7 separate regions of the Mus musculus genome follow, and regions 1, 2, 3, 5, 6 and 7 are each linked to region 4. The links are chromatin loops, found by intact Hi-C in ENCODE. Cell type or tissue: heart. All regions are shown on one strand.

The links. Peaks named below come from ENCODE experiments on the same cell type or tissue, not always from the same donor. Only the 100,000 strongest peaks of a DNase experiment are listed, where the experiment ranks them.
Region 1: a loop joins it to region 4, with 3.0 times the contacts of the local background. A loop is called at or near these places in 2 of 42 quality-filtered maps.
Region 2: it touches region 4 in a loop (4-fold over the local background); 19 of 42 quality-filtered maps call a loop at or near these places.
Region 3: a loop joins it to region 4, with 4 times the contacts of the local background. A loop is called at or near these places in 7 of 42 quality-filtered maps.
Region 5: a loop joins it to region 4, with 3 times the contacts of the local background. A loop is called at or near these places in 2 of 42 quality-filtered maps.
Region 6: a loop joins it to region 4, with 1.9 times the contacts of the local background. A loop is called at or near these places in 6 of 42 quality-filtered maps.
Region 7: it touches region 4 in a loop (2.7-fold over the local background); 4 of 42 quality-filtered maps call a loop at or near these places.

The regions. Positions count from the first base shown.
Region 1 is chrX:167,035,824-167,039,823 of GRCm38, reverse strand. No RefSeq gene overlaps it. Among named protein-coding and RNA genes, the nearest start is that of Gm8817, 33 kb to the left of the region's middle. In heart, no CTCF peak of the experiment used is centred here; no DNase peak of the experiment used is centred here.
Region 2 is chrX:167,102,548-167,106,547 of GRCm38, reverse strand. No RefSeq gene overlaps it. Among named protein-coding and RNA genes, the nearest start is that of Gm15232, 2.4 kb to the right of the region's middle. In heart, no CTCF peak of the experiment used is centred here; DNase peaks (open chromatin) are centred at 437 and 2,187; H3K27ac peaks cover 751 bases.
Region 3 is chrX:167,150,453-167,154,452 of GRCm38, reverse strand. No RefSeq gene overlaps it. Among named protein-coding and RNA genes, the nearest start is that of Gm39549, 18 kb to the left of the region's middle. In heart, a CTCF peak has its summit at 2,422; DNase peaks (open chromatin) are centred at 1,622 and 2,892.
Region 4 is chrX:167,207,574-167,211,573 of GRCm38, reverse strand. Tmsb4x (thymosin, beta 4, X chromosome) reads left to right here and starts at 2,356. Exons shown (of 3, transcript NM_021278.2): 1 at 2,356-2,468; 2 at 3,523-3,637. The coding sequence starts at 3,538. In heart, no CTCF peak of the experiment used is centred here; DNase peaks (open chromatin) are centred at 1,153, 2,403, 2,983 and 3,673; H3K4me3 peaks cover 3,116 bases; H3K27ac peaks cover 3,108 bases.
Region 5 is chrX:166,970,215-166,974,214 of GRCm38, reverse strand. No RefSeq gene overlaps it. Among named protein-coding and RNA genes, the nearest start is that of Gm30354, 88 kb to the right of the region's middle. In heart, no CTCF peak of the experiment used is centred here; a DNase peak (open chromatin) is centred at 2,304.
Region 6 is chrX:166,803,346-166,807,345 of GRCm38, reverse strand. All of the region lies in intron 3 of Gm36547 (a long non-coding RNA gene), which reads left to right. Among named protein-coding and RNA genes, the nearest start is that of Gm36547, 19 kb to the left of the region's middle. In heart, no CTCF peak of the experiment used is centred here; no DNase peak of the experiment used is centred here.
Region 7 is chrX:167,013,391-167,017,390 of GRCm38, reverse strand. No RefSeq gene overlaps it. Among named protein-coding and RNA genes, the nearest start is that of Gm8817, 55 kb to the left of the region's middle. In heart, a CTCF peak has its summit at 1,584; no DNase peak of the experiment used is centred here.

The sequences.
Region 1 (4,000 bases), 170 kb after region 4:
GTCTCACACATGGTGGGGGCAAGTGACAAAAAGAAATGCAATGTTAAATCTGATGGATGTCTAATGATAATTAGACAGTGGAAGAATAGAATTTGAAGAAAAGTCAAAAGACAGGAAGAGGCAGAGAGACAAAGGGATTGTTACAAATTAGAGGCCAGCCTGGGCATGACATAGCAAGTTCCATGACAAAGTCTGGTATGCAGGCCCAATTTGAAGTCAGGCTTGCTTTCTTTGACCCATGAGTTATTTATTTATTTATTTATTTATTTACATTTTTTAAATGGCTGGGAAAAACCTAAAGAAAACTAATATCTTGTGGCAAGTGAAACTTGTAGGAAATTCAAATTTGGAATTTATACAATTCTATTGAAATCACCATGACAACTCTTTTACATATGGCTACTTTTATACTGAAGAGGCAGAGTTGAATAACATCATCAAAGACTAATTTCCACAAAGCTTATTATTTGTTCATTTACAGGAGGAGTTTGCCAACACTCAAAGAGAAATTTTGAAGGTGTAACCTCCTTATTTTGATGTGTGTGTGTGTGTGTGTGTGTGTGTGTGTGTGTGTGAGAGAGAGAGAGAGAGAGAGAGAGAGAGAGAGAGAACCACAGGTTAATGATGTGTGTTTCCCTTAATTGTTCTTACCTTATTTTTGAGACTATCTTATTGAATCTCTAGCTCATCACTTTGGCTAGACTGGCTGGCTAGTCAAACCCAGGAATCATCCTGACTTGGCCTCCCTCTTGCTGGCCTTTAATTGGATTTGGTGATTAAATTTCATTTTTTTCTTAATGCAGTAAGCACTTTATTGACTGAACATCTCCCTAGTTTCTCTCTTTTGTCATGAGAAATGGTTTCATTCTGTATTCACTACATAGCCCTAGCTGACCTGGAACTTGCTGTGCAGGAGCATGTTGACCTCAATCTTTTGCCAACCCTCCTGTCAGTGTCTCCCAAGGGCCATGGTTACAGGTGTGAGCTAGCACACTGAGATAGCTGGACTGTGAATCTTAAAGCTGACAAAAATGAAAGTGATCCAAATGAGTTAAGGCTAGTCTTTAGGGATGCCAATATCCAGGGAACAAGGAGGCAGAAGAACCACTGATGATGGTAAATAAACCTCAACTTAATTAAACATGTCAACTCCCAGACTGTTCTATTGCCTTGTATTTCAAACACACTCCCTAGAGGAAGATTAATTAAGTACAGCCTAGAGTAGCTACCCAGCTGGAAGCAAGACTATCTCATCAAATGTCTAATTTTGGCAAATTCCCATGTCCAGGTTTTTCCTTCATCTCCTGGAAGGTATAGACTTCTCAGACCTACACTATTCCAGGAAGGCTTGACTTCTAGATAGTAGTCTCAGTAATGTAAGGAAGAACATTCCAGTAGGTAATTGTTAGATGAAAAGCCCAGAGTACTATTTCTATCCCAACACGGAGGCTTTAATTGTGGTATCTATCTATCTATCTATCTATCTATCTATCTATCTATCTATCCATTTATTCATTTATTTATTTATATTGTTTCTGAGACATGGTCTTATTCCAGGCTTGCTTAAAACTCACTCTGTAGATGTGAGTGACTGTTGTCTTATCTAACAAGCATCATCTTGGGAGTTCAACTATGCCCCCTTACAAAATGTTTATCTCTGCCAGGCTTATTGAAGGTTTACACCCTTCATGGAAGGGTGTATGAAGTGTTGAAAGAACCTTACTAGAATATACAACCATTTCCTGGAAGGGGTTAGTGCAGTGGTTGTCAACCTTACTAATGGTGTGACCCTTTAATGCTTTTCCTCATGTTATGGTGACCTCAAACCACAAAATCATTTCATTGCTACTTCATAACTATAACTTTGCTACTGTTATGAATAGTAATGTAAACATCAGATATGTGACCCTCCCAAAGGGGTCATGACCCACAGGTTGAGAATTGCTAGGCTAGAGTATATAGGTGAGGGAAGACTTGGGAAGGGGCTCCCTCTATGTGGCTATGGGGAAAATCTCTCATCCCTGTTGGGTAAAGGCTTTCTAAGTTCAGCCTGTTAGGAGAAGGAGCACTCATACCCCTGTAAATATCCCCTTAGCTATGCTCTGTAATGAAGCCCAATACACTTATTGGCTTCCAGAGTACAGAGTGGTGGAATCAAGCCTTAGTTTATCATTAGGACCTTAGGAGAAGGTACAGACATTGTGTACATCTTCCCCTGAGAAGAAGTTTTAACAATAGTAGGCAAGGATGATCGTGAAATTGTGGTCTTCTTGTCTCCTCCTACCCATTTCAAGAATTACAGTTGTGTGTTGCTGTGTTTGATTTATGTGGTGATGGGGATGCCAGGGCTTTGTACATGTTAGGCAAGCACTCTGGCAATGGATGTAATTTTCCAGGCCAGTAAGGGAACTCTTAAGGTGGCAAGGAATTTCTCTGGAGTTTACAAGGGATATAAACTGATCAATCATTGCGGTAATCACACTGCTGTGAAGACATCATGCCTACATTAGTTCTGCAGGTAAAGGTGTTTTCAGTAAAATTGCTTTCCACTTAGGCTGAATCACCTATACAGCAGAAAGGATGACAAACTAAAGGAGGTAGTCTGTGACCTGTCAATAGAATGAACCATGGGACTAGAGGGAAGTCTAGATATCCCAAAATGCCTGACAACTGCACAGAGAAAGGCAATAGACATTGCTGAAGGAGTATAATAAATGAATACATAACAACTGAGCTTCATCTTTGCTTTTCTAACTATAAGGCTTGGCAGTCTGGCAATGCAGAAGAATTTTCTCAGTTTCTTTTCCTCCTGTGTGTGTGTGTGTGTGTGTGTGTGTGTGAGAGAGAGAGAGAGAGAGGGAGAGAGAGAGAGAGAGAGAGAACTAGAGACAGAGAGACAGACTATGGATTGAATCCAGGAATTTGTGCAAGCTTCAAGCACCACCAATGTAGCTATAGCCACAGCCTGCCTGCCTTCCTTCCTTGTTTGCTTGCTTCCTTCCTTCCTTTCTTGCCTGTTTTGGAAAAGGGATTCAATTACTCTGCACATTTACAAAATGGGGTGTGGGCCTTTAGGAGAAACTGTGAAAATTGAGCAAAATAACTTGCAAAGGTATCAGTACAAACTCCTTCCTTTTTCTCTGAAAGTACTCAGGAAGGACCAACCTGTGCCAGTTGCACCAGGAAGTATGTGTATAATAAATTAGCCTTCATATCTACACACACACACACACACACACACACACACACACACACACACCTAACTACTTATCTTAGCTTAGCTTATCTCATCTAAGAGATCAGAAGAAATCTAGAAGAACAACACTAGCAGATTTTGCAACTTGGCTTACAGAAAAACAGGTCGTGGCTTTGACCTCCACCCTGTCTCTCAACCTCCCCTCCAGCCCATTACTGTGTTCTCAGGTTTCTTCTAGCTGTTTACTCTTGACAAATTCACTACTGACCAGTAGTCAATGTAAGTAAGACCCTGATACTGGTCCACATACCATATGGGGGCTAAAGCATCACAGTAATATATAATTCCTGATTTAGAATGACTGTAGCAAGCATCCAGTCCAAAGCATCAATTCTATTCCCATTTTTTCATTGGGAAGTTGACTCCAAGGTGCTTTTAATGTGCTCATCACAGCACATTCATTTTAAGACAAAACTAAGAATAGAATTCAAGACACTTTGATACATACTCCAAACGTTATGCCATTCCCCACTCAGCCCAAGAAAAAAAAAGGTATATATAATAGAGTATACACACAGCCATCAAGATGTTAACTATCATTACTTCTTTTCTTACCAATTAAAAATTATCTAGTCTTTCAGATGCCTCCACAGAAATCTTAAGAGAACTATTTTCTTACAACATAGCTGAGGTTGATAGCATTGTGTCATTGGGCCAAAGCAACACCTGCCACCATGTAATGTATTAATCATTTTGTTAGCAAGATTGTACAGTCCAGCCTGTTTGCACACTCCTGCAGTCCCA
Region 2 (4,000 bases), 110 kb after region 4:
TGGAGACGCTTGGTGGTGGTACAGGGCTGTAATCTTCATACTTGGAGGTGGAGACAGGAGGATCCAGCTTGAAGGTCATCCTCATCTACAAAACGCATTTGAGGCCATGTCTCAAAACATTCAAACCTCTTAAAAAAAGAAAAAAAAAGGATTAGCATCTAGTCACCCAGTTGCCGTTGGTGTCAAAGTTCTAATCACAATATGAGCAGTTTACTGAAGGTAGAACACTGTGGTCACAACCACACGTCCCAAAATAGGCATTTTCTTTGGGCCTACAAGGCCCCTCCCTCCCTTGAATACTGCACCGTTTGCTTGCATGCACTCTAAGTTGCGTGCAATGGCTGGAGGCTTTCTCTTCCCCTATGTTAACTCAAGAAAACAGAAGGATGCCTCAGCCAGACAGCAGCCGCCCTCGCTCGGTCCCTTCCTTCTCTGTGCTCTGGCAGCTGGTGATTTCTTCATTCTCTTAATCTGTCAGGAGAATCGAATCATTGGGGCGCATAGTCCCTCAATTAGAATGCAAGAGCAGCCGCCTCCATCACAGTCTGCCTGGGGGAGCTGTTTATTCCCTAGTCTGAATGTGAAAGCCGTGGCTTTTGGCAGGGTGCATGCAATATGTAATCATGAAAGTTCTTTTTGAAGCAAGAGTGACTAAAGTTCAAATGGATGCAAGACTGATAGTCTCATCTCCATCTTGTCTTCTGGGCTGTTAGTATGCTGTCCTTTTCATATTATTAATTCATTAAGGAACAGCAAGCTCCTGTGGGGTATTACTTTCCGAAGTGGGCTTTTTCATTGTAAAACCACTTACACATAGGGGATTTGGACAATATAGAAAAGCTCAATAGCTGGGGAGGGGCATTAAATCTTTATAAGCTTTGCCCTCAGCTAATGAGAAACTGTTGTTGCTATTCTGACGTAGTTTTTCTCTTTTATATTTGAAACAGAGTCCCATGTGCACAAGGCTGACCTCAAACGTGATATGTAGCTGAGGGTGACTTTCAATTTCTGATCCGCCTGCCTCTGCCTCCCAAGTGCTGGGACATGGTTTTGGTCTCTTTGTCTACATGTTTTCTTACACACACATTTCTTTTTCGACAAACCCAGACAAACCCAGATCATTCTGTTTCTTTTCATGTTGTGAGAAATTTTACTCATATATTCTCATTCTTCTGGAACATGACTATTAACAATTATGCTTACTGTATGAGCATGCCATCCACGTGTTTAAATTGTTTTTGAAGGATATTTAAGAGGCAGACCACTTTTCTCTAATGAATATCTCTGACTGCAGGTTTTTTTTTTACTATATTTCTTAATATCAGCCAAGCCTACATCTTTGAATGAAAATATTCAAAGTTAATGTGTTGTCTGATAGATCAACAAAATCGGCTACACTAATTTGTGGCCATATTAAGTTCGCTTTATTTTTGTTAGTAAAGGATCATTGGAATTTAGGGCTGATAGTGGCCATGCAGTGCTCTTAAATGATGGTGAGACGCTCCATACCTGGGATTTTAGATCTAAGCGGAAAACTTGTCAGAGATGGATGGAGAGTACTTTCTGGAGAGAAATGAGCCCTTTGGCAGAGCCACTGATTTTTATAGTGACATCAGTCCAGAAGTCATTCAAAGGAAGTTTGAAAAAGCACGTTGTCCAAAATTTCTCTACGCTCTTCCAACCCACACATATTGAAGTCAGAGTCTGTGACGAGGTGGACCAGTAAAGTTTCTGTGAGAAGGTGCATGCATGCTTGTACTTCGTTACTGTGAAAAAGAGAAAGAGAGAAAGAGAGAGAGAGAGAGAGAGAGAGAGAGAGAGAGAGAGAGAGAGAAAGAAAGAAAGAAAGAAAGAAAGAAAGAAAGAAAGAAAGAAAGAAAGAAAGAAAGAAAGAAAGGAAGGAAGGAAGAAAGGAAGGAAGAAAGAAAGAAAAACGTGTTAGCTGAACTTGGAGGTCATGTGGTCCGTAAGGTGAAGCCAACCAGGCTCTGTTTTTTGTAGCGTGTTAACTATTGTTTGTGTTTCCACTGGTGATAATAATAGCTAGCCACTTCCCCAGGGATAGTTGGGGCTCAATTCCTGTTTATTCAAACCCTGGAAGCCAGGCCGTGAAAGGCATGCACAAATGGTTGAAAGGGAAGTACAGCTTTGGCTTAGGTGCACAGATCTCTCACTGACAGCAATCTAATGAGGCTTTGGGTTGCTCATGAACTAAACCTGGGGTTAATAGCCTTCATCCTTACTGAGCTTGTGCACTGGTTGTGTGAAGGACTTATGATGTGTTCACAGGGGAAAGAATGGCTGTGGGACAGATAGCAAACGATTACATGGGCCTGAAACAAACACCGGTGTTTTAGAACACTTGGCGGAAACTGAAGCTGCAAATCATCTTATCAGCTCAGGCCTAGAGGGGCCAACTGAAGCTTCATCGAACACATCCTTTTACAAGCTCCGAGCTTTCAATGGGCCTTTGAAAACCAGTCAAGCTGGAGCTGGCTTTTCAGAGGTTGCCGGCTGCTCAGTTTACAACAGTACAAATTGGCAGCTCCGCAAGAAAGAAACAGAAATCCAATCCGTGCCTGGGATTGAAAGCTCCAGAGGCTCAAATGTCAGCTACACTGGAGTATGGCTTCTCCTCTAATTATGTCCGGTCAAATAAGGGTTGAAAATGTCAGCCCTAGACCTGAGACTCAGGCCACTCCAGCCACCAATGACACTGGGCTGGGGTCCAGTTGAAATAATGAAGAATGAATTTGAAAAGCCCTTCAGTTGATTTCAAGACTTCCTGGGACTGCAGCATTTGAACCACAATGTTCTTCTTTTGAGGCAAAGGTGGGAGCCAATCATGAGAGAGGTTTCGTGGCTTGTACTGTCTATATTTGGCTATATTGTTGCTTCATTCAACTACACTTATGGTATGAGTGCTTGAAAAGCAGGACTTCCGGAAGGGTTTTTAATGCCTCCTTTTTACAAAGGAGCCTTATCTTTATGCATATGGAGCTGCTTGGGAACATATCTTGTGGCTTTCAAACGAAGGGAGCCAGTGTACAAAATTTGCTTAAGAAAACAAAAACAGACTTCAATTGTAGCCCCTGACTTCACACTATTTAAGTGAAAAAAAATATAGAAAACAAAAGTTAGTCCTTCCTATATCATTCTAACCAGAAGCAGATCTATGAAACTTGTGGGTGTTGAAGAATACATAATGCTGCATTCATTATTGCATTTTACATGTGTTATCAGATTTATAGATCACTTTTCAGGATGTCAAGGAAATAAATGCATCAGGCTCACCCTTCTTTGTACATTTTGAGACAGGGTCTTCATTCTGTAGCTTGGACTAGCTTAGAATTTACTATGGAGCACAGGATGGCATGGGGATTCTAGACTATCCTCCTAACTCAGCCTCTCCAGGGCTGGGATGACAGGGCTGAGGCACCACGCCTGTGTTTGAAGTGTTGCCTGAGGAAGATGATTGAATCTTGTAGGGAATCCACAGACGTGACGAACTTCACTAGAGTTTTAAATGACTACTGTTTATCCTATATTGCCTAACTTCATTCCCACCACAATCCCAGAAAAGAGACTCTATTCTTCTATTTTGCAGATGAAAACTCAAGGCAGGAGGATGTGTTCCAACCTCCCCTTAATGAGTTATATGAAGAGAGCAGTTGATGGGAGGAAAGACATTTTCTTTAATGTCTGGAAAATGTCATTGGAAAGGTGTCTACTCTGCTGAGATATTTCCTTGAGTTTTCTACCTTCTGGGCACCCAACTAAAAAAATACCAACCTCCACCAATTCTTGGGGATCCAAGGGAAAAAACTGACAGGTGTCCTTTTGTGTGAGATCTGAGGCCTGTTGAGTTCCTAATGACTTCAAGAGAACAGATCTGGAAGAGTCTTTCCGATAGGAGCTTGGGACCCCTAGCAAGGCCATTCACTTAGGATTCTCCCAGACTTAGGATATTCAAATTTAGAAGCCATCTTAATGGGATGGA
Region 3 (4,000 bases), 57 kb after region 4:
AGTCTGTGATGGTTAATTGTGATCAATAACTTCGTAGGAATTATAGTTACTATGAAAACTAACCTTCGGAATGTTTGTGATGAATTTTCCATATTAGGTTAGTTGAGACATGTAGACCCACTCTAAGTGTGAGCAGTGTCTCTCTGGGCTGAGGACCTGAAGTAAATAAGGGAAAAGCAAGCTAAGCACTCCCCCTTTTGATTGTGGATACAGTGTGAGTAGCTGCCTAACATGTGTGTTGCCAGGGCTTCTGGCTCTGATGGACTGTATTCTCAAGCTGGGAGCTAAACAAACCCACCCTTCCCTAAGTTGCTTTGGTTGGGTATTTTTGTCAAAGCATCAGGAACACCAAGCAACACAGCTCCTGAAATAAAACCTTAAAACGTGATCATGACAAGCATAACAATACTTTGGTAGCACCAATATATAACGCATACACTCTTGACAACTTGTATTAAAATCCTGATGCTGTCATAGAGAAAAGAAAAATGAGACCCAAAATAACAAGTTCAACTGACCATTGGTCTCTCATGACAGTTTTTGATAGACATTAAAATATACTGCTTTAAATATGCATTTTCAGCTCTATTGAGATATTAATGGTGTACAGGAAATGGCATATTTAAAATATATGCTCCGATGAGTTTTGATTTTATATATACACCCGTGGTACTGTCATAGGTGACATATATGATATAGCAATAAACAGAAGAAGACATGGGAAGGTTGGGGAACACAAGGGTGGTAATGTTACAAATTCATTGTTGTTTTGTATGAGTCCTATCTCCCATGCTCTTGCATTTGAATGAGAGAAAGCAGACAATAAACACCACAAAACAAAAGTGACATACGTTAGAAGGTTAGAATGTGCTGTGTGAGATTTGGAAACAAAGAAATGGGTCAATCACTACCTGATGTCATCTTAATGGAGCAGCTCAGATTCTGACAGGCTCATACAAATTGGAGTGAGCTAGTCTTTGACGGTTTTTTCTCTCTCTCAAATTCCTAAGGGCCTTATGGAAATCCACTTTCAACAAGACTTAAAGGAAAAACAAAGCTGCCAGGAATGGCCAGAACTTAAGGAATGAGGTCATCTTTCCCTGGAAATCCCCTTCCCTTTCTCATGTCTGTTAGGCTTAGTGCCCACCTGGAGGAGAGGGGCCATAGGATGAGTACAAGTCTCCTCTGTCCACTGTGAACATCTAGCCAGGATTTTACATTGGGATAACACCTTTCAAATATTTAAAGATCAGTGCCTCGTCCTGATGCCTTGCTCCAGTTCCAGCCATAGACCTGCCAGGGAGGTATATGCACAGCGTTCATTCTGAGCACTCATTGATTCGATTTGGGGAAGGAGAGACAACAGCGGCAAAATGAACTAGAAGTTCCCTTCACTGTGCTCAGACACCTCCTTCCATGCTGATGAAATGGAGCCCCAAATCTATAACCAAAGGATCATGGACACTTGCTTCTTGGTGTCTTTCGGCTGAGATCAGGTTGAAAGAAGAGCATAGGAGATTGTTTCTGTTAGGTAGAAGAATGGAAGCTTGTTTGCCTGCTGTCTGCCTTTACCCACAGTGATCTGGCCCCTGGCCAAGAAGGCCTGGACTTGCTGAGAAGCCTGGTTCCCTGTTCCCAGTGTTTGAGCCAAATTAAAGATAGGGCTGGTACTGGCAGAAGCAGTGAGGCATGAGGCACAGTTTAGCTTAGGAACACGGTCTGCAAACTGCTCATTCCAATATGCTTCGAGATTCTTCTAGCAGCGACTGTCACAGAACTTTGAGTTGTAGAAACAGTTGTGTTTTGTTTTGTTTTGTTTTTTCCTTTAGACAGGAAACTTCCACCACAATGTTCTTAAAAGTCTTTCAAGAAGACATTTGCTTAGAATAACTTACTTATTTACTATATATTCTCTGTTTCTTTGTCTCTCTGCCTCCCTCTCTGTCTATCTCGGTATCTGTCTGTCTGTCTGTCTGGCTATCTCTCTCTTTGTGTGTGTGTGTGCGTGTGTGTGTGTGCGTGTGTGTGTGTGCGTGCGTGTGTGTGTGTGTGTGTGTGTGTGTGTGCATGAATACATCTCCTTCCACCAGGTGGGCCATTGGAATTGAACTCAGGGCATCTGGCATGGTGTCAGGCAATTGGCTTTGCTGCTGACCCATCCCACTGGCTCTGCGGAGTCATTTAAAACATTAAACTGTAGACTAGGACCACAGAAAAGATCCTTTTTAAAGGTTCTTCATTATTATTATTTAGTATTGGGAATTAAACCTCGGTCCCTGTGCGTGCCTAGAAAGTACTGAACCACAAAGCTATCTTCTAGGTTTTTTTGTTTTTTTGTTTTTTGTTTTTTCTCCCGTATTGTCTCATGAGACCCAGGCAGGCCTCAAATTTGAAATTCTCCTACCTCAGCCTCCAGAGTAGCTGAGATTACAAGTTTGCACCACCAGGCTGAACTTGCTCTTACATGCTCACATTCTACAGATCACAAAAAGTTCAGAGACACTGTGACAAGGGTGGGGGCAGAAAGGCACACAATCTCGACTTCCTGGCTTTAAATAGAATGTGATTTCCATTAGGGATTATAGAAAATATACTTCCAAGTACCAGACCTGCGAGTGAAAGTTACTATATGCAAATTATACCTTACAACCTGATGAAGAGGGAAAGTATGCTAGCCAAGTCCTGTCTTGCTTTTGGGTCTGCCAGACTGTGAATCTGGGGACTTTCTGCATTCTGCCTTTCAGAAGCATTGTTGGTCCTCTCCCTGTTGTGTCTTAGGAGGAAGCTGTGGAGTGAATAAACTGTGCAGCACAAAAGCATTAACCATGTGACTGGAAAGAAAGGCTTGTTCAGTTTCAAGCCTGGCAGGGCATGTCAGGAGCTTCTGTGGAATCAATCACTCTTCTCTGATGGAGGGCGTCATATCCCCAACCAGTTCCTGCTTGGGTTGCAGAACACAAAACAAAACTGTTCACCAGTGATGGGAAAAGGACATTTGGTGTTCTTGTTGGCTTCCTGACTAATTATAAAGTGTTAATGTCATTCAAAGGAAACTCCTCTCCCTCGGGATACCGAGAACTAAGGGAGGGTGACAGAAGGTGAGCCAAAGAAAAGACTAGGACCCTCAAGAGAAACACAGAGCAAAACGAATCAACCCCAAGAACTGCCAAAAAAGGAGCCCATTTTTATTTATGAAAGAAAAAAGGACACCCACCTCAGTAACTTAAAAACTATCACCTGCTGAATTGGGTAGAAACAAGAGCTCTTAAACTCATCATAGCTGACGTTCAAAACTGAAAGATGGGTTACTGCAAACTATTTCTCAAATTATAAACTAACAGAATAAGGGGCAGCCTCTCTTTGTAATGTCCATTTTAAACATGTGTACTTGAAAATGGACAATTTCCAAACAGAAGGAATTTGGAAGCAAGAAGACATTCTAGATAATAAAGCTATTAGCTTTCAATAATCAAAAAAAAAAATGTTCTAGCGTACGGAGTCTTTCTTTATTAAGCTGCCTCAGAACAAGATCAGCACAAGATTGCGGCTGTCATTTGTGAATATTCTTTTTCCTTTGAGACAGGGTCTGGCTATGTGGCCTAGGCTAACACTGAACTCATGATCGTCCTTTCTCAGCCTCCGGAGTCCTTGGATTCCATGCTTCTCCTGCCATGCCTAGCGTTATGAAATGATCTTGTAATTAAAAAAATATTACCGTTTATTTGTTTAGTGTGGATGTGTGTGTGTGCATGCATGCGTGTGTGTGGAGGGGAGGGGGGGAAATCAGAGGACAACTTCGGCAGTTGATGTTCTCCTTCTACCACGTGGGTCCTGGGGCTTGAACTCATGTTTTCTGACTTGGCAAAACAAATACCTTTATCCACTGAGCCACCTCATCCAATCTCTTATGAAAAGTCTTAATTTTTTTTTCTTAGTGGTTAAGATGCCATTAAATTCAGGAGCTTCAAATTTCATCTAGAGATGGAAGCTTGTTGGTCAA
Region 4 (4,000 bases):
TTGAGCAAATACTATCTTCTAGGTGTCAAGAAACAGGCTGGTTTAGTAGCATCCTCTTGCCTCTACCTCCTGGGTGCTGGCATTTCAGGCGAGTCATGCCAGGCCTGTTTTATGTCACACTAGAGATTGAACCTAGGGCTTGGTGCAGTCTAGGCAAATGCTCTGCCAAATGAGTTATTTTTATTTGCAAAAAAAAAAAAAAAACCCACAAAATATCTAATTTTCACTGGTAATTTATTAGATAAATGATATCGTCAAGTATTAGTTATGCAGAAATATGTAATGAAATATATACATTTCCCTTTATAAGAGATGAAATGCCAAATTACTTGAGGTTTTTGTTAATGGCAAACAAGAACACATTTATTCTTTTCTTCTCAACTTTCTATTTTAAATAAGAAGAGAACACAGTGCTCGCCATTGTCCCAAGAACTTGATCTTCCCACAACTCCTACAGTTCCTTATCACCACTTGTCCACTTTACAGAGAAGAGTTAAGAGAAGAATGATCGACAGGAGGACCCGGACACTTTTAAGACAAACCCTCTTATTTGCATTTCATTTTATCCGGATCACCCTTTCTTTTCTATTTTTCTGCCCAGTGGGCAAGGGAAGCCCGTTTACAGAGGACTCAGTTCCCAGGGCAAGTTGCTTCCTCTCTTACAGGCTGCCTGCTCTTTTTCAGTCAGCAGCTAAAATAATCTGCCTGCTACGCTGTTACGAAAGTAGAAAATTCTAGATGTTTACAGATTCCACTCTTCAGTCTCCTCTGGCCGCATAACTTCTGTAAGGGCTAATCTTTCCTAAGGCAAACAGGCAACCAGGGTCAAGGCGATAGCATTCCTTTGTCATAGGAAGACACGTACACGGTGACAGCTGAGTGAAGGAAGGGACACTGGAATCCAATGACCCACCGAAATGGTGTCAGTGTAACTGCAGCTGCCAAGCAGAAGTCAGAAATGCACCCTGCAAGATGTGTTCTGTGTTTCAACAATGCAGTGAACTCCCTCCAAGTGGACATGGGGAGAGAGAGGATGTGTTACCAGAGAAGTGACATCTAATGCGCGCTCAAACAGGTCTAGGGCCCCATCCAAAGGGCAGAAAGGCAGTCTCCCAAGTAGAGCATTAACTGGGGAACCACATGGGTCACCTGCTCCTCCCTACCCCCATCTCCTTCCTCCCAAGTAAAAGGGAAGTAGATGAAGAAATGGGGAAGTCCAAGCTGCTCCAGCAGCGGCAGTTTAGGGTCCCTAATAACACTTGACATTACCAGAGAGGCAAAGCCTCTGCCATAAAAATGCTTAGCAAAGGCTTTCTGGAAACATCCCTCCAGGGCACAGAAAAGGAGAAGGAATGTTTTATAGTTCTCTGTGTCTCAGATATAATCCCAGCGATGCCCTTTTAAAAATATCCTACGGAGCTACCTCCAACCACCTGCCACTTGCAGGCACAAGCTTGGTATCTGTAATTACTTTTTAGTAGCAAGTGGGTCCCTGCGACTTACGGACTCAGGTGCCATTTTGAAACCGGCACATCTCTACCTGAATCGTCCACATGTGTTGCAGGGAAAACCTTCCCTTCAAAAGCTAGTTCGCGCTTCAGCTTCAATCCTCAGATAATAGAGCTGATGGACTTGTGGTCTTTGGGAATCCTTGGCTCCCATTAGCAATCACTTTTAATTGATGAAAATAAGAAAAGGAAAATGAACTTCCTTATTGTCAGTCAGTAACAGAAGTTGACTTTGACTTAATTTTGAAGGGGCCGGCTGTGTTCTCTCTGAAGCCCCCTTACACCTAGCAAATGTTAGGCACTTGACTCGATTGCTCACGGAAATTATAGCAAACAATACAAATGCTGCGGCGCTAAAACTTTTCTTTTAAAAATCCACTCAAGGATCCTTTATCGCCCTCTCAAATCAAGGGGGAGACAAGCGAGGGAGACAAAGAGGGCCGGGTGGGGCTGTCCACTGGTCTGAAAGCTGAGTCATTGGAATCAGACCCCAGCAGCTCTTGTATGAGGGACACCTCACCCTATCTTGGGGGCGTTGGCTGCAGACAAAGCCGGTTTCAAAGTAAAGAAAAGCCTGTCCCCTTAGGTGCCACTCAGGCCATTAGTTATCACGCATTGAACCTTAAGAACAGGTTTGGGCGGCTGCTGCAAAAGTTCATGATAATAAAATAGACGTCAAATGGGGGGGAAAGCATTTTGAAGGCGTTTGTTCCTTTTCTAGTTCCGCCATCGATGTGGTTCAAAGGCGCTGGTGAATGGGGATGTGGGGGTTGGGAGGGGGTCTGACAGCCTCCGAACGCCCTTCCGGAGATGCGGCGCGAAGGAGTTAAGCCGGACTACGAGTGACATCACCTCATTTGCATAGAAGCACACATAAAGCGGCGTTCGCCGCGCCCCTCCCGACAATCCGCAGCGGCTTCTGAGCAGATCAGACTCTCCTCGTTCGCGCAGCTCGCTCGGGTGAGCCCCAGGGCCCCTTCCTTCTGTCCTTCCCTGCCTGTCCAGCGCAGGCACTTGCCCCTCATCCTCCTCGTCCTTAAAGCCAAGTCCAAGGCATGGTAGTTTCGGGGAATTGGGGGGGGGGGATGCTAAACTCTTCCAGATGCCGAGTAACGGGAAGGGGAACTTGATTAAGAAAGAGAAAACCCCATAAAATTGGGCATTCTGTTGCGCAGCTTAGAGGGGAATTGTTTTTTTTTTCTCCTCGACCCTCTCTCCGAAATATTTTCCCTTGCCTAGCTAGCTGTAATTAATCAGAATTAGAAAGATCCTTTGTTCAAACGCTCTGTGCTCCCCTTAATCGCCTAATGGCTTCGAGGGCTGTTATCTGTGGCGGGTTTAACCTTCCCGGCCTTTAGCGTGAAAATTCGGAAGCCCTTGCAGACGAATGTATGCAAAGGCCGTCAAAAGGCCCCTGTATGCAGATCAAGATGCTTTTGCGAGAAGTGGGGAGGCAGTTTTGTGTGCCAAGGCAGCATTGTTGGACTAGAGAGAGGAGAGGAAGCGAGTAGGGCGGTGGTCGGCAGCTGGCGGCGTCAGCTCCCCCGCCTTTGTGAGGAGGAGAAAGCTGGACCGCCTGGCATCTTTTGGAGAGCAAGCCCTTCTAGAAAACGGAGATGCGTATTGCGACCTTGGCTCCTTTTTAAGAGATTTTACTAGACTTTCCCCCACTTAAACTGGAAATGGCTTCGATCTATCCAGACTTTAATTTTTTCAAAGCTGCAATGTTAACATTCCGCAATGGTGAATTTTATTATACGGGAATACTCACCTTTGACTATTTCCACCTTCGTTCTTTGAATCTTCCCTTTGGGAATATTAAGGGGGAAGATTTTTTTCCTATAGAAAGAGGAAGATCTTTAGAGAGGACTCGACAAGGAAAGCACACAGAGGGAGAGGCAGTAGGATTTCAGGCTTTGGGCTTTCCGGCGGGGTGGGGGTGTGCTTTTGGAACTGGGAGAGGCGAGGGTGGGTGGCTCTTTCTTAGCTCTGGTCTTGGCTTTTGTACCTGCAGCTCCTTCCAGCAACCATGTCTGACAAACCCGATATGGCTGAGATCGAGAAATTCGATAAGTCGAAGTTGAAGAAAACAGAAACGCAAGAGAAAAATCCTCTGCCTTCAAAAGAAAGTAAGCTGTTCGCCCCCACCCATTTTCAGAACGGGCTGGGCGGGAGCAGAGCAGAGCGGGGAGCAGCGGCCGGGAGGAGGAAGGGAGGGGCAGCAGGGAGGATGGGGGGGGGGGCTGCGGGGGAGGAGTCGACAGTTTGATGATGATGAATATGGCCTGCAAAGGTTAATTAAAAACTGTTTTGCAGTCAACAAGCGCCGGGCTCTAGTGATTTAATAATGGAATATTTCATATTCCATATTGTGCATATACATTTATTGGGTAACTGTACTTCTGTTTAGCATGTCTTGCTTAGCGAGGCTGCTATGTGTCTTTCTAGAATTTTTATAGGGTTTTTAAATGGAAATCATGTCATTTTATAGA
Region 5 (4,000 bases), 240 kb after region 4:
ATCATTGCTATTTGTGCTGCAACAGGGGAATTCCCAGTATTCTAAAAATAATTTCACTTGTATGGAGTTTAGTTACCACTGCACAAACAGTAGGGTTTCACGACATATCCATTTTGAAATAAAAATCCTTGATACATACCTGTTTCTCACTTCTCAATGTTGTTTTCTGTGTGCCTCATTTATTGATGTCTTCCTGAAGGACTTCTACCTCAACCATAAATTATTGTAGCCCTGATATAATTCATGCCCTTAAGAGGCAGAAGCAGGTGATCTCTGAGTTCAAGGCCAGCCTCATCTACAGAGTGAGTTCAAGGACAGCCAGAACTACACAGAGAAATCCTGTTTCAAAAAACAAACAAACAAACAAACAAAAAAGGAAGGAAGGATAGAAGGAAGGAAGATAGGAAGGAAGGAATGAAGAAAGAAAGAAAGAAAGAAAGAAAGAAAGAAAGAAAGAAAGAAAGAAAGAAAGAAAGAAAGGAAGGAAGGAAGGAAGGAAGGAAGGAAGGAAGGAAGGAAGGAAGGAAGAAAGAAAGAAAGAAAGAAAGAAAGAAAGAAAGAAAGAAAGAAAGAAAGAAAGAAGGAAGGAAGGATTGGATGCATCCTAGCTTTGCTGGATGCCTCTTCAACCAAAATCCTAAATCTAGGATGAAGATTAGAGGTAAACTCATTACATGTGCTTGCTTTTTTTGGAAAATTGTCGTAGGAAAGGATTTTCCTTTCCTTAGTTTGACCATTACAAGAATTGTCTAAAGGTTATCTAAGTTCCAAGTCCTTCTGTATTGCCACCTTACTTTTCACCCCACCGTCTGACAATCATTCTATGACTCACACTGATACCTTTGTACTGCCTTCAGTATGGTGTTCAAACTCGAAATGGTCAAACGTCACCTAACATTCTGTGGCCTCCTACCCTTGTCACATACACTCTGCTAAATGTGACTGAGAGACTTAGGATTTCTTGTCACATACACTCTGCTAAATGTGACTGAGAGACTTAGTATTTCTTGAAATGGGTCCCTCCAATCCCCCGAGCTTTCAGATAATAACCCTAAAGTGTCCACCTCTTTGCTTTATTTATTTATTTATTTATTTATTTATTTATTTATTTATTTTGGTTTTTCGAGACAGGGTTTCTCTGTATAGTCTTGGCTGTCCTGAAACTCACTCTGTAGACCAGGCTGGCCTCAAACTCAGAAATCCGCCTGCCTCTGCCTCTGCCTCTGCCTCCCGAGTGCTGGGATTAAAGGCGTGCGCCACCACACCCGGCCACCTCTTTGCTTTTACCCTCTGAAATAACTTTTCTTTTCCTTCCTTCCTTCCTTCCTTCCTTCCTTCCTTCCTTCCTTCCTTCCTTCCTTCCTTCCTTCCTTTCTCTCTCTCTCTCTCTCTCTCTCTCTCTCTCTCTCTCTCTCTCTCTCTCTCTCTCTCTCCTTCCTTCCTTCCTTCCTTCCTTTCTTTTTTTCTTTCCTTCCCTCTTTCTTTCTTACTAAGAGTGTAATGCAGGGTGGCCTCAAACTTGTGATCCTCCTCTTCCTTCTGCCTCCAGCAAATGCTACCATTGTACAAGAAACTTGTTTTGGTTTGTTTTGGTTTTCTTCAAGACACTTCTAGAGTTTAGTCTTTTTGGAAAGTTGATGCCTGCCTGCAGCTTCTCTTTACACCCTGCTGTCCAGTGAGCTTCCTGGATGTTTTCCTGGTACCTTATAAAGAACCTTCTGCATTCACTTCCTGTTCTCCAGTTGATTGTGAGCTGTTCAGGAGAAAAACTTTTTCTAGGGAGGTGATTCGGTTCATCAGAAAGTCAGTTCACCACTTAAATGAACATTTTAAAATACAGTAACTTTTAGTTGTTGTTGATTTAAAGCAAAATATAAACGTGCTTTTATGTGCATTTTTGTCTCTTGGTTGTAATTTGGCTCCAAGATCAGTTGCTACATTTCTAATGATGTCAGAGTATGAAAATCATTCTGTCATCTGGTAAGAGGAAAATCAGGGCTAATGTTAGGATACTTATACAAATGAAACCCTGTTGCATTCTTTTTTCTTGTTTTTCATCTTTAAAAAAATCTTCTATTGTCTTGGTGTGCTTTGTTACTACAAGATTGAAAGGGAATTCTACTTCTTTGAGTGGATGGTGTTAATATAATTCTGGGAAAGAAAACGTGGTCACAAAAAGCACTGGAAATGATCTCACCAACCTGTTATCCATATGACCTGTATTCTGGGCTCTGTTCCAGGAATGGAAATAAGTTTGCTTTGTTCCAGGCACATTCCCTCAGTAGGGACTCTTTGTCAGCTCTTTTGGTCCATGTCTCCCACAGGGCTTAGCCCACAGTGACTCTGTTGGTATTACTCTACTGCCAGACTCACCCAGTGATCATGAGACAGGCTTCAGCTGTTCCTATCTCTAGCTGTTGATAAGAGACTAATCTTTTCTGGCTCTCAGTTTTCTCTTTAATAAAAAGCAGACTATAGGCATGGAAATTTCATTATTCAGCCAGTGTCTGTGTCTTACATGTAGTAATTCTGTACTATTTCATATATATGCCATTTATCACCAATCAGATGTCCCAGTCTTCATGGTACTTTCACACCTAGAAAGCTTTTTTAGGTCATCCTAAGAGACTGGGTTTGTTGTCTTCCACCCAGACCTCCATCTATAGCAGGCTCCTAAGGCTCTGGCAACAAAGGACCACAAACTATGTGGCTTAAAAGAATGGAAATCTCTTCCCTCAACATGCTAAAGACAAAATTCTACAGTCTGGAAATTGACAGGGTCACATTTCCTCTAAGACCAAGGGTAAAATCTTTCTTCTCCAAATATCTTTTAGTGATGACCAGAAATCCTCAGCATTTCTTGGTTTGCAGGTATCCCCACTCTCCCCAACCCCCAAATATCTGTCTCTGGCTTTTCATGACACCTACCTCCTCTTATTTTATTTATTTTTCTCTTTCTGTGTATGATAGTGTCTTATGTGCCCCAGATTGATTTCAAATACACTACATGGCAGAGGATAACCTTGAATTCCTGATCATACTTCTTCCAACACCCCAAATTATATGCCTGCTACATATTTTTATTTTTAAATAAGCATACTGTTTATATTATGTTAGGACTTGTCATAATCTTGACTTGGTCATATTTACCCTACTTCTAAATGAGGTCACATTCATGCACAGTGAAGGTAGAATATTAAACCTTCTGGGGATATCTTTTCAAAGATCATATCTAATCATTAACAACATTGAGTGGAGAACTTTTCATCCCAAATTATTGGGCGGGTTGGAAAGAGATGAACTTTGGGGACTGCTGAGCAGCAGAGAGCAACCTCATTCAAGATCAGATCGCTGCCTGAGCTCCTCCACATTCATTCAATTACTGGTTAATGTAAGGATAGAAGATTAGGTTCCCTGACCATTCTAGATACCTCTGGAGGGCATTTCTAACAGCATACTTCCCAGTGCAGTGAGTGAAGTCTACTCTGTGCTTAGGCTGTAATTTCACTTCCATCTTCTAGTCCTGTCTCCATCCTCTACTTTTCAAAGTTGGTGTTTTTCCAGGAATGGCCTTGTCTTAATCTGTTTTAGAGGACAATTCTTGGAGTTCTTACAAAGATTGAGGGTCTTGCTGCAATGTTTTATTCATCACAATTGTCCTTTCCTGGGCATGTAGTACTCAAGAAATTCTAATTGGTTGACTGTTTGGGTGACTTCTCTGAGAAAAGTGTGCAGTTCATTTCCATAGTTGCCTGTAATGCAAATGAGCCGGAGCATGCATGTACCTATAATCAACCACACACCCAAATAGACTCTCCACTATTTAACATAAGCTAGCTGTCAGCATTACCGCCAAAAATATCCTCTGTAGTGTCATGTGGCATAGAAGTCAGCGTCTCTTAGTGTCTGATAATAAGACTAGTCTCTTACCATGAATCCAGGGATAAACAAGCCACAACAATCTGGACATCTATGATTAAGGAACTGAAAACATTTTTCA
Region 6 (4,000 bases), 400 kb after region 4:
TCTCATCTTCACTGGAAAGTTGTATGCTTGTTTGGGAAGGCTTTGAATTCTAAAGATACTATCCATTATCTCCTTTTCAGAGGTTTTCATGACTCCTTTTTTTTGTCCAGCTCTCTAGACTGTTCCTTTTATCTCGATGGAGTACGTGATAGTACGTACTAACTCTCTTGCTGTCATTTGTGGAAACTTCTCTCACCAACTCTGCACGTTATAATACCTTTGGAGGGGGGCAAGTTTTCATTATTTCACAGAGCAATTTCTGAGTGGTTTAGATATTATTGTCTCTTGCTTTTCTATCAGCAAAGTGTGGTCACCTTGTCAAATTCTGTGAAAACTCTGGTTGGAATTTCTGTTTAAATCCTGTACATTTATTGATCAATTTGAAAACTGTCATCCTCTCAATTATGTCTCCCCTCCCCCAAAGATTTTGTTAAACCTGCATGTATTCCAGACATCTGCTCTACACTTTACACTTTATTCTTTTTTGTATACTTAGTATAAATTTACTCAGCTAATTTATATGTTTGTTGCTCTGACACTTGAGAACTTTATTTTAAGATATTTTCTGTGTTTAACATTTATTTGCCTCGCTGGTTTTGGCTTTTATGAAACATTTTAGAAAGCATTTGCATTTTATTCTTGCATGACATGAAATATAAATATAGCATTTTCCCACAGAGAGTCAATTATTTTCAGTTCTCATGAATAATCTCTTGACCCCTGGTTTACAAGACCTCATTTATTATGCATTGCTTTTTTTTTCATACATGTCAGGGTGATTTTCCCACCATCAGTTAGTTACCATTGATGAATATATTCATTTTCATGTGAATATCATGATGTTCTCATTTCTGTCCATTTTAAATGTCTTTGTATATGTATTTGTGTATAAATACCCACAAAAATATTCGATGAAATGTTGTGTCTTTTGTCAAAAGAAGTATTCAACCAGGATGCCCTTGTGGTATTGTCTCTGGGTTTTATATTATGCTTTAATAGCTGACAGAGCAGCTGAGTTCCTCTTGTGCTTGTATTAAATCAGTATGCTAATTTGGAAAAATATCTCTAGTATTCACTCTTTCATGAATTGGTGATATATTCATTTATTCATATTTTCCTCTAAGTCTCTCCTCTCTAACACTTTGTCATTTTCCTTGCACAGATTCATTTTGAAAGTAAGGTTTCATGCAAATATTTTTTAAAAGAAGCGTGTTCCTTTCATTTGCATACAACTTTGGACTAGTTACTATGAAGAGCCAGAAAGCTGCTTGCTTTTGGACATTTTTCTTTAACCATTTGCTTACCCCCCATAAAGACAAACCTCCCAGTTTTTAATTATCTTGAAGCTTCTCAATAAGTAATTGTATTTTGCCCAAATAATACTTTTTCATGTCACACTTATAATACTAGTGGCATTAACAGTGACAAGGCCTTGAAAATGTACTAACATACTAGCAGTGAGGATCCTTGTTCCTTTTAGTGGGATCTGGTCTCTTGGCTCCTCCTTGTGTAGCATGTGCTGCTGATGAAAGGGCTTCACTCCTGTTTGTCTGGATTTCCCAGACAGCTGCTAAGTACTTTGTAAAGACAGCCTATCCTGTGTAGATCTGTCTGGTCCTCTGTGTCTGGTGTCTGCGGGCTCCCAGTATACAGCTGGAAACTGAATCAAAGCCACAAAGAATGTGTCTTACGTTAGATGCTGGGGAGGCTCTAACAATCCAGGACTGTCTCTTTCTGGAAATGTCGACACTCCCATAAGTCCTAGGAGACACCTGGGTTTCCTTCATGTGCTTCTGTCTATCATTGACCACATACTTCGAAACAAGTGGGAATTGTAGCAATTGTGTCAGCTGCATTCCAGATGACAATGTGGCCAAGATTTAGAGCAGACAGACTTAGAAAGTTATGCATGGCTCTCATTCCTTAATCTTTTCACCAGAGGCAAACACCACTAACAAGTAAGGACATGTGTTATATGTCATAGACATCATAGACAACGTATAAACATGTGCATTCCATGATTTCTCTTTTGTGCCTTTCAAACACATATATTATACATTTGTGTGATAGAAACACATTTCTTCTAACTTAATATAATTAAATATATGCTTTTTAATAGGTATATATTGTCCTCATTTTTCCTATTTTCATTTTTCTAATTTGTTGTCTTGTATGTGGAACCAAAATTTATCTAGGAGAGTTGCTGAGATGTAAGGCAAGCATATTTGCTTACTCAGCTTAGTTTTCAGAGGTACTTTAACTAATGTTACTAAGTTGACATTACTTTAGACTCTGACTTATGAATCATTACTTTTTAGTTTAGTATTAAATAATCTTGAGAGTATTTAAAGTATTCCTCACAATTTGACATTTCTGTGATATGTAAACATGATTTTTATATTTTACAAGAGCATCAGACTTACAAGGTGGTTACTCTAAAGAAATAACAATAATACCAATGCCAGAACAAAGATTATGGAATAATCTATTTGGGCAATATGGCTTAAGTGGGATGCATTTTTTTTCGATCAAGAAAATGAAAATGGTTTAGGAGTACATTCTTAGGGAGCATATGAGGATAAATGTAAAAATAAATCATTAAAACTTTTAATATGTTTTACTGGGAAAAATACATGCTGTGTTTGGAAGAGGAAATGGGCCATGACTAATCACATAATGAATTCTTCACAGAAGAAAGAACCAAAGGACCTGATGCTGAACAATGAATGAACTTTGAACTGCTCTGTGACACTGCTCCCAGAGCAGTCAGTGAGACTTCCATTTCCTTTTCTGAACCATTACCACTAGTCGGTTAAAAGTGGCTGTAGATGGCTTGGTTTTAACTGATCCCACTGTTGGTTGTAGGTGGATTTCCTTAAATAATAATGCTACTGTGTCTTCATTGGTTATTTGGGTTACTGATTGATGTTTATGGTCTTTGTGCCATTTTTTTTAAATTGGCTTGGAGATTGTTCTTAGACTCATGGATTTGGCATTCCTTTTTTTTTTATTTCTCTGTTTATTTAAGAACTATGTTGATCATATATATACCTTATCACAGTTCTATGAGTGTAGCAAGGTAAGAATTGGTCTCCCCTACAAACACCATTATATATTTTCATTTTGTACCTTTTTGGTTTAGTGAATTTTATGTTGATTTTTGTATAATTACATTTTAAAGCTCTGTTGCTAATAGGTTTTCTGAGAAGAAAATGTTCTCTTTCTTATGCCTTTCTTCTTTATGGGCTTTCTTCACACTAGTGCCCATGTTTTCTGAACATACATACATACCTTCACTTTCTGCTAGCATGGTCTAGATGATGGTTCCAAGCTAAAGACAAAACAAAACAAAACGAAGCAAGCAGTGTTAGCCTGGGGTGGTGCTGCACCTTTTGAATCTTAGCACTCAGGAAGCAGAGGCCTGTGAGTTCAAGACCAGCTTGTACTGTACTGAAGAGGTAAGCCAGAAGTACATCATGAATTCTTCTAGTTCAGCCAGAGCTACACAGTGATAACTGTCTTAAAAACAAACAGACACTAAAACAGAGTCTGAAATTGTGGCGTTGTTATTTTTACATCGAGCTTATTTAGAAAGAGAGATGCCTGGTGTTCCCATGAAGTCTCTCTCTGATTAGGGACTGTTAATTCTCTCCCAGAACAATGCTGCCAGTCTTTCAGAGGCTTCCAGATTTGATTCCTTTCTGTCCTCTCTGTCCAACAAATCGTCTCCACGCCCTAGCTCACAAGCCAAATAGCCAGTCAAAAGAAGCCTTGACGCGTAGCCATCTGTGAGTGTTGAAGCAGGGTGATTGTGCTCAGCCCTGGAAGCTGTCGGTGTAGACCACAGATTGGCAAACAACTGCAGGGTGGGAGAGGGGGTGGGGGTGGGGTGAGCTGGCAGAAGGTGACATGTGCACACTGAAACACACAAAGAGCTTCAAGTGATCAAGTGTCCTGCAGACAGCTGGGACTGAGGTTAGCCGCCACCACCTGCTGGAGA
Region 7 (4,000 bases), 190 kb after region 4:
TATAGACTTAAAGCTGTTGTGATTGACATCTAATATTGTAGACACATTATTTGAACATATTAAGAAGACTGCATGCGCAGGTAGGTAACCAAAAGAATTTATTTCTCACAAATCTATGTTATTTTAAAAGCCTTAATGGCCATCCATTAAATGCCACTAAAATCTGGCCTCCTTCTCCCTCACCCCACTTCTCATTGATGGAGGATGAAGTGCACTTCCTTCTATATCCGTTCAGCATTTTGCTGTCTCCCCTGCCTGTTAAAAATTCCGATCACTTCTATTTATTCTCAACCCCATGCATGAGGGAAGGGGAAGGCTTCAATTACCCCCCCCCCCAAGAATCTCCTTCATTGGTGTTTCAGCTTTAGTAACCATCTGAGACATCTGGAGAGCCTTGTCCTCCAGAATCTGAGCTCATCAGCACCAATTGTGGCCTATGAACTTGTATTTCTCTCAAGCTTCCAAGTAATGCTGCTGCTGATCGTGGGCTATACTTCACGTAGTGCTGATAGAGGCTGTGTTTGAGGCTAGAGGTGGAGCTTACTTGATCGAGTGCCTGACCCACAAATGAAGCCCCAAGTTATATCCTTAGCATCATATGAATCTGGGTATGGTGGCATATGCCTGTGATTCCAGAACTCTGGAGATGGAGGCAAGAGGGTCCAGTACTTCAGGTCATCCTTGGCTACAAAGTGAGCACAAGGCCAGCTTGAGTAATGAAATGGTTGTGGGATGGCTCAGTTAGTAAAAACACTTGCCTTGTAAGCATGAGAACCCTAACTTAGTTCCCAAAACTCACTTAAAAATCCCAAGCATGGTTGCATGCTTGTAATCCCAGTGCTGTGGAAGCTAAGACAGCATGATCCTTGAAGCTCCATGGCCAACCATTCTAGCCTACTTGATGAGCTCCACCTCAATGAGAAGTGAGCCATCAAAGGAAGTAGACTGCACTTCTAGAACTGGCTGTTCTAATATTATCATCTGCCCTTCACATAGGTGGGCTCTCCTGTACCCTGTCCACACAAAGACTAAATAAAATTGAGCTGGAGAGATGGCTTAGTAGTTACAAGTAGATTTTCTGCTCCCAGCACCCATATCTGGTAACATGCAACTGTAACCACTGTTGTGCAGGATCTGATATCCTTTTCTGGCAAACACACACATGTGGCACACACACACACACACACACACACACACACACACACGCTCAAACACACACACACACGCTCAAACACGTACACACACAAGTAAATAAATCTTTCAAAATAAATAAAATATAAAATCAAGATGTGCTTGCACAGTCACCGTGAAACATAGTTTTCACCTAGAGGCAATCTGGCTCCCTATAGGATCTTACCAGTGTCTGGAGACATTTTTTATTGTTATTATTTGAAGGATGAAGATAGGTGCTAAAATAATCTAGTGGATAAAAACCAGAAACTGTGAAAAGTCTTCTATTACCCAAAACAGCCACAATGAACAAAACATTGCCTGGAACAAAATGTCCACAGTAGAGGCTGAGAGATTTGACTTTAGATCTGCTGTGATTTGAATATGAAATACTGCCCATAAGCTCGTGGTTTTTGAACACTTGTCCCCACCTGGTGGTTCTGTTTTGGAGGCCATGCCTTCTCCCCCACGATGAACTGGATCTTCCCAAATTATAAACTAGAATAATCTTTTACTCCTAAAATTAGTCTCCACCCTTGTATTGACTGTGTGTGTATGTGTGTGTGTGTGTGTGTGTGTGTGTGTGTGTGTGTGTATGTGTGTGTGTGTGTGTGTGTGTGTATGTGTGTGTGTGTGTGTGTGTGTGTGTGTGTGTGTGTGTGTGTGTATGTGTGTGTATGCTCCCGCACCAGAGGACCTCAGCTGCCATTTCCTCTCTGGCTGTGTCTAAGTTAGGGTATCTATTGCTGTGAAGAAACAGTATGGCCACATCAACTTTTATAAAGGACAACATTTAATTGGGGCTGGCTTACAATTTCAGAGGTTTAGTCCATTATCATCATGGCGAGAAACATTGGAACATCCAGGCAGACATTGTGCTGGAGGAGCCAAGAATTTACATCTTGATCTGAAGGCAGCTAGGAGGAGTCTGAAATCACATATTGCATGAAATTTGAGCATAGGAGACCTCAAAGCCTACCCCCACAGTGACATACTTCCTCCAACAAGGCCACACCTATTCCAACAAGGGCACACCTCCTAATAGTGCTGCCCATTTCTTAAGTTCAGGTATTTTGTCACAGTAACTAGAAAGTAGCCATACCAAATCTCAGGACCGCAGCTTAATAATCTATCAGACCTATGATGCACTGTGAAAATACTGATTATGCCTTGTCTTTTTCTAAAAGGCAGAATAAGAGGAGACTATAGGACAAACACCTTAATGCCTACTCTTTTACTCTGTGTTTCCATCCTTCTGTTACCATTCTGGTCCCCGGAATACTCTCTTTGCAACCCTATGAGATCATCTACCCTCTTTATTTTATAGATAAGGAAGGAACTGCCACATAGGCCAAGAAATATAGCTACAGTTCAATAATTAAAAAAGGCCCAGAACTATGACAGTAATACAGGGCCAGCATGAATCAATGTACGTACTCTAGTGTTCTCTACTACATTCAGTTACAGCTATATTGTTCCTTCACTGGGTTAATCTCTCAACATTTCTCCCCCATACACAATGTTCTTATTTGCATGTACAAAATTGAGTTCTTCTACACATAAATCAAAGGTTTTCATATTTTACCCAATAATAGCATTGGACATGTGACATATTTGGCCTGTGACATTTATTTAACAACTCCTCCAAATGCTTAACGATAGAGATGTTCCAGGAATGAGTTCTATTTTTGAAATACCAAACTGAAGCTTGGAACTTGTTAGGGGACTGGCTGGCTCTTCCATCTAGCTATGCGAGTGAAAACAGCTGGCCCTTTAAATTGCATGTATTGTGGCCAAAACATTGTTTCTGCCCTTCAGTGAAGCTTTGAACCAGCTAGGATAACTCCTCCCTGCCTTCACCTTCCTTCCTCCTCTTTTTCTTCTTGTTTCTTAAGACCACTTTAGCATTTCAACAATTCTAAAAAGAGAAAAAGAAAAAGAAAAAAAAATCTCTGGTGAACACCACAAAACAAAAAGTACACAAAATTCAAAACAGTCACACTTGAATGATGCTTCTAAGATCAAAGGTGTATTTAAGCCACTCTCAGCCATCTACGATTTTCATAAATGAACTCTTACTGAAATTCAGCCTCATCCATTTATGTATGTGTTTTATTTTTGTGCTTATATGTGGGTGGGCACATGTATGTGGAAGGACAAAGGCCAACCTTGAGTGCTGTCTCTCAGAACTATCTACCTTTCTTACTGTCGTTTCTTCTGTTTTCTTTTTCTTTTATTTTGTTTTCCTTCCTTCCTCCACCCACTCTCTTTCTTCTTTTTTTATATTTTATTTTATTATTAGGTATATATTTCATTTACATTTCCAATGCTATCCCAAAAGTCCCCCACCCGCTCCCCCATCCACCCACTCCCACTTCTTGGCCCTGGCGTTCTCCTGTACTTTACAACTGCCTTAAAACTTGTCAAGTAGGCTGACTGGTAAGCTCAGCAGACCTCCTTGCCTCCACATCTCCAGCACTGTAAACACATGTGTACATCATCATCAAACTCAGACTGTATGTTGTGGTGTGTGTGTGTGTGTGTGTGTGTGTGTGTGTGTGTGTAGGGAGGGAGGAGTTCTAGGGATTTAACTCAGGTCCACATGCTTTTGATCACACTGTGAGCTTTGGACATATAAAATTGCCAGTACTTGATTTACATTTTCATCCAATTTACTTTAAAAGCAAACTACAGCGATTCCACTGAAAACTGGTGTTCATTTTATTGCAAACTATAGCTCTTGGGGCTCTAAAAAAAATTTACAGGCAATCAGAAATCTCGTTATAAATAAAATTACCTTCTCATATGCAAAACCATAAAAATGAATATA